Regions from separate parts of the Homo sapiens genome. Here region 2 is linked to region 1. The links are chromatin loops, found by intact Hi-C in ENCODE. Cell type or tissue: A673. All regions are shown on one strand. Each heading gives the region's core, and the rest is flanking DNA. Links, peaks and the distances in the headings are about the cores only. Region 1 has its middle 3.2 kb from the start of LINC02487. Region 2 overlaps LINC01558 (long intergenic non-protein coding RNA 1558).

Region 1 (2,911 bases), core at 285-2,784:
AGGCTTGCAGAGGTCACATGGTCAGTCTACACCGCAGCTGAGGTTTGAACCCAGGCTGTCTGTTTTTGGGTACCAGATGCTTAACCACCAGGCCCTGGGGATGGGTTGGTGGGTAGCCTGGAAGAGGACTAGTAAAAAACCACTTGCTCTCAGACGGGGATGCTCCAGCCTGGATCAGCCACTAAGCGACCCAAGGCAGAAGCAAGAGGCACCTTTAGGAGAAACACGCGAGTCCCAGGAGATGTCATGGCACCCGTGGGAAGAGCTGGGCGGTGTCATGGAGACCATCACAGCACTGCGAGGGCAGTGTGGGGAGCCCAGCATGTGGGGGCTGCAGTGGCCCCCATCGCACCTCCATCTATGTCACTCAACCACCATGATGGCCTGCGTGTCAGGCAAGAGCAGGCGGGGAGAGGAGAACCCTCTGCTGGTAGAGGGTCTGACATCAACAGGGCCACACGTCCCCTGCCAGGCAGCAATATTCCCCACCAGGCAGGAACAGGCTGTGTGTGCCCGCAGCTGAGTACCATGGGGCAGTGTCCAGAACCTGTCCCCACCAGCCCGGATGCCGTGCCTCCAGCCCCTCCCTCTGCAGCAACCAGGTCTAGGGTCTAGGACACAGTCCATCCCCCAAGCACTGGACGGCCTGCAGGGCAATACGACGTGGAGCCTGCTCTGCAGAACCAACTCTTCCTGCAAGCAGCCCAAAGCCTGGAGCTAGGAGACTGTAGACGGCCCCCTCCCTGGCTGCTGTCTAGATTCCCAGATCCAGCATGAAAGCAAGGCCCCACGCTGGGGGCTCTATGGCCCCAGACGGAAAGGCCCCACGCTGGGGGCTCTATGGCCCCAGACGGAAAGGCCCCACGCTGGGGGCTCTATGGCCCCAGACGGAAAGGCTCCACGCTGGGGCCTCTGCCACACTTGCCCTGTGAGTAGAGCTGGGTCCCCAGCCTCCACTGTCCGCTTCTTCCCCAACTAGAACACAGACGGAGGGGATGTGAGAAGTCTCCCCCCAGCTGCAGCCACAGGGACCACTTCTTCCTGCTGACAAAACCAAGATTGTGTTCAAATTCCTACCCATCCTCGCACCCTCTCATCTTGTGGGGTTTCCTCCCCCAGCTGCAGGGAGGCCAGCTGGATTAGCCTGACTGGCTGGTCCCCAGCCTGGCACACATCAGAAACATCTGGGGACCTGGCTTCAAGTGGACTGCAGGGCCCACTCCGAGCTCTGTGGTGCGGGGGCTGCGGTTCTAACACGCTGTGCTCTGGCAGAGCCACAGCCATGCAGCTCAGCGCCTGACGGTGCCTCCTCTGAGGAAAGTGCTGGGTCCTGGGTGAGGACGGGGCTCACATCAGCCCAGTCGGGCTAGAGAGAAGGACTCAGGTTCCCCGTGGCTGGGGCTGAGTCCTGTCTCTGACACCACCCAAAGCTTCTTCTCATCTCTGACTGCAGGAGCCAGCCTGGGGACAAAGCTGGCCCTGGGACAGCAAGGGTGGGGAGAGGAGCCCAGCCTGATGCCACGGCTCAGCCCTGGCTCATCCCCCTCCCACGGTGACACCCGCCCTGTGCTTCCTGCTTCCTGGTGTGTGAAGTAAGACATTTCCTCTTTTCTTTTAAAAGCAGCTTGAGTCAGAGTTTCTGTCTCTTGTAGCTGAAAGCACCACCTATTTCCTTTCATGGCTAAAATCCATTTACCCGCAGTCCTAGAACCAAAAAATCCAGCACACGACCGCTGGAGGAAACTGGAGTCAGCCACAGACCTTCCTCCGCACCTCGCGGTGGAGGGGACCCTGGATGAGGGGCCATCCCCAGGGAGCTTCCAGGAGCCTGTGTCTTCGGGAACAGAGCGCCAGTCAGGGTCATAAACCCTCATGTTTTTGTTTTAAGTTGTCCTTCAGAACCATTAGTACAAGGAAATGTTATCTTCTAGGCCTATTAGGAGATTAGGGGGAAAAAAGTACTGTATTTTAAAAGAAAGTACTGCAGGTCCGTGATTTGGTAGTTACTTTTACTTAAGAAAAAATGTTATACTGAGTTTTTAAGTTGAAAAGTGAATTAACTTAAAAAAGTATAAGGTAAATAATGCTGTATGTGGTAAGAAAATACAGCTAAAATTATGGTGATGGAAAAAAAGACTAAAGTTGGAGAATTGTAGAGCATGAATATCACATCATAGATGATTGTGTGTCCCCTGTGGAAATGAGACTAGGGGCTCCCAAATAAGGAGCTGTGGAGAGCAGTGCGAATGCATCTCGCCTCGCCTTTACCTATCCCAGAGTCAGTGTGAGGAAGTGACTCGCAAAATACTCTCAGCACTCAGGAGAAAAGAGTCACACACAAAACATGCAGGCGAAGATGGCCTCAGGTTTCCACTGTGCAGTGCTGGGCACCAGAGCCCGATGAACAGCAGAGTCCAGGGAGGAGGGAAAATGTGGTCCTCAGGGCCCAGCACAGGCAAATCTTCCTCCCTGTGTAGACAGGCTTGTATGTTTGACATCGCGTTCTTGCCTGCTGGTCAATAGAGAGAACTTAATCAAAAGCGTAGGAATTATGTCAAATATGCAAGAGCATACAAAGTATACACCTTCCTGGGAAAATGAACTGCAAAATACATTCAGTCAACTGAGATAAGAAGCAAAGATTAGCTCAAAAATGTAAAAGTCCCGCTATAGAAATGTTGGCCAAGTCCCCAGAGACTGGTTAAAATAAGTGGCATAAGAAATTTCTACACATAAAAATTAGCCGGGCGTGGTGGCGGGCGCCTGTAGTCCCAGCTACTCGGGAGGCTGAGGCAGGAGAATAGCTTGAACCTGGGAGGCGGAGGTTGCAGTGAGCTGAGATCACATCATTGCACTCCAGCCTGGGTGACAGAGCGAGAATCCATCTGAGAGAGAGAGAGAGAGAGAGAGA
Region 2 (2,911 bases), core at 236-2,735, 84 kb after region 1:
ATCCCTGCACCTAGTCGGTGCCTCCACGGCACTCCGGTTTAAAGACCAGGGATCTTAGTCGTCACTGTTTGTAGAGAATGAGAAGAATCAAACCTCACAAAATTAAATCGCTTCTGATGCTCTCCCTTCCAGGCATGCGAATGGGCCCATGCAGACAACATCTTTGTGCTGGGCTATTTGGCCTGATGTATGTAAAAGATCTGTGAATCATGGCAGTGAGTAACGCAGCACCTTCACTTAGTAGGGGCTCATCAAGAGCTTGGCGAATACATAAGTGGCTGGATGAATAAATCACTGAGCTCTGCAGGCTTAAGTCTGTCTTTGCTCTACTGACCAGATCGGCAAATCCCCACCACAGAAGAGAGTTCTCAGGGCGGCAGCTCCCTGTCTCAACCCTCCCTAGCCCTACAAAATTATAAAAACAGATGATGGCTGCACAGGTCTCTGAAGCAGGGCTAGATCCATAAATTAACTAATGGAATTTAATCCTTGCAATAAGATACATTCTTTATAGGTGAGAACCCTGAGCATCAGAGAAGGCAACTAACTCAGCCAAGCTTAAACAGCCATGAAGGGGAGGAGCTGGGATGTGGGGGTCTGACTCCAGCATCTGCACTTGCAGTGACTGGGCTATAGTAGTGCCCCTCACATATTATATGAAAGCACGTGGGCTGGGCCTGACAATCTGTGTCTTAAACAACCTCCCAGGTAAAACCCATGCTGATGGTTGACGAACCTTACTAGGAGCCACAAAGCCCTTTTCCACTCTTGGTACTTCTCTGATCTGTCCTCTAGAACATCTTCTACAACTTTCCTGATTACACGAATGAATCTACCTTTTCATTTTTGTGATTCAGTTTTGTATGAGTCAGGATTCTCCAGAGAAGCAGAGCCAACAGGAGATATATAGATACAGAGATAGAGAGAGAGAGTGGGAGGAATCGGGGCTCATGTGATTCGGGGAACTGGCAAGTCTGGAGTCCACAGGGCAGGTCAGCTGCCTGGAGATGGAGATGACAGTTGATATTTCAGTCTGGAGTCCGAAGGCCAACTGGAGACAGAATTCCTTCTCCCTCTGGAAACTTCAGTCCCAGTGAAGCCTCTTCAGGCCCTCAGTGGGCCAGAGGAGGGAAAATACCCTTTTCTGTCTACACACCTGCTCTCCATGTCCACAGCAGCGCTCTATGACAGGAGAATGTTTGTGCAGTCACTTGGGACTTGCCTCCCTCCTGTGTCTAGTCCATGGTGCAGAAAGGTTTGCCTGCACTTTGGTCTTCTACCAGCCACTGACTTAAGAACTTTTGAAATTATTCTAATTGGCATTTTTAACATTTCATCTTTGAATGTTTAAAAATATTCATTGTAATGTAATTGTCAAGTAGGTAATGTGCTCAGGCACCACCAGCTCATTTCCCAGCTTCTGGACAGGTGACTGTGGCTTAACAGCTTCCAGTCTCCAGCAGAGACTGCCACTCAGTGTCCCCAGCAAAGCTCTGGAGTTCATCTGGAACCTGAAGGGCAAACAATCCAGAGAGACAGAGAGAGAGAGAGAGAGGAAGGAAGGAAGGAAGGAAGGAAGGAAGGAAGGAAGGAAGGAAGGAAGGAAGGAAGGTAGGTCTGTCCTCTTTAATAACAAGGGATAATTTGGGCTAAATTTTGCCTATGTTGCTGCACTTAGTGTCACCTTCAGCAGTAACTTTAACCATTCTGGAATATTATTGACACCTGTTCCAATGGAAGGAATGGAAGGAATTGACATCTGTTCCAATGGAAGTCTCTGATAAAGAAGTCTTTATCAATATCTAAGCAAGTTTTCACCTTCTATTGAATGCCAAGTTGTAAGTGCAGAGATATTTCATAATTGCTTCTTACCTCCAAGAGTTTCAGTCAACAGCTAAAATGACTCTTTTTGAAATAATGTATGCTGCTTTGAATCTACTCCTCAAAATTTACACCCCATCTAAAATGCTTTCCCAATTTTCCCATTTATCTAAGGCCTTGCTCATAACTGAATCCTTTGAAAAATATTACCATTTTCAAAATGTTTGCATACACTTAACCTTCAAGATGCCTGCACCAGGCACTCAGCATGAATGAAGTCAAAGCAAGTCCTGTGCTGCGTTCCCCCAAAAAAGCCTATTCTGTCCAGTGTCACAACTGGAAGCACATCAATCACTCCAAGGACCTCCCAGAAAGAACATCATTTCATCAGTAACTATGAGGAGATGATATATGTTTAGCCTACAAGGAAACAGATGCAAAAAAATTTCAGTGAATGTTTATATAATCTTTTGATGAGGAAGGCCTATTTTTTTTTATAAATAATACAAAAGCAAAGACAGAAACAATAAGGAAAACAGTCACAACTTTTATACCTAAAAGTGTAAAATCTCTAGATGCCAAACTTCAATTAACAAAATTACAAACAAATGAAAAGTCCAAATGAAATACTTGCACTATGCATGAAAAACAAAACATTTATTTTCTAGAATATTTGATTATTTTAACAATCAGTAAGTAAAAAAGATAACTCCCATGAGAAAAAAAATGAAGCCAGGGCATAATTGCCAACTCATTAAAAATATGTAAATATATAACATTTATATTAATATAAAAGATATAACAGAAAACATATTCATAATATTCAATCTCTCTAGAATTCAAGAAACATGTATCAAAAAAATGAGAAACCAGTTTTGTCATTGGAAAAGTTGTATTTATTTTTTATTACATTTTGATAAAAGCCCATTTTTGGTGAGGGTCTGACAAATCAGATGCTCTGAAACATGGGTGGAAGCGATGTCAATCATGCAACTTTTCTAAATATTGACAAAACTCAATATTTACCAGGATGCTTAAAGATTTCAAACACTTCGGCCGGGCGCAGTGGCTCACGCCTGTAATCCCAGCA

What was found. Hi-C counts contacts between places; a loop is a spot of excess contacts. Peaks named below come from ENCODE experiments on the same cell type or tissue, not always from the same donor. Only the 100,000 strongest peaks of a DNase experiment are listed, where the experiment ranks them.
Region 2: a loop joins it to region 1, with 5 times the contacts of the local background. A loop is called at or near these places in 2 of 110 quality-filtered maps.

The regions. Positions count from the first base shown.
Region 1 is chr6:167,698,068-167,700,978 of GRCh38, forward strand. No RefSeq gene overlaps it. Among named protein-coding and RNA genes, the nearest start is that of LINC02487, 3.2 kb to the left of the region's middle. RefSeq lists enhancers at 1,232-1,311, 1,452-1,601. In A673, for the core only: no CTCF peak of the experiment used is centred there; DNase peaks (open chromatin) are centred at 744, 1,124 and 1,574; H3K4me3 peaks cover 684 bases; H3K27ac peaks cover 2,193 bases.
Region 2 is chr6:167,781,843-167,784,753 of GRCh38, forward strand. LINC01558 (long intergenic non-protein coding RNA 1558) reads right to left here. Exons shown (of 4, transcript NR_026773.1): 4 at 2,695-2,911. Among named protein-coding and RNA genes, the nearest start is that of LINC01558, 14 kb to the right of the region's middle. In A673, for the core only: no CTCF peak of the experiment used is centred there; DNase peaks (open chromatin) are centred at 1,499 and 2,139; H3K27ac peaks cover 1,783 bases.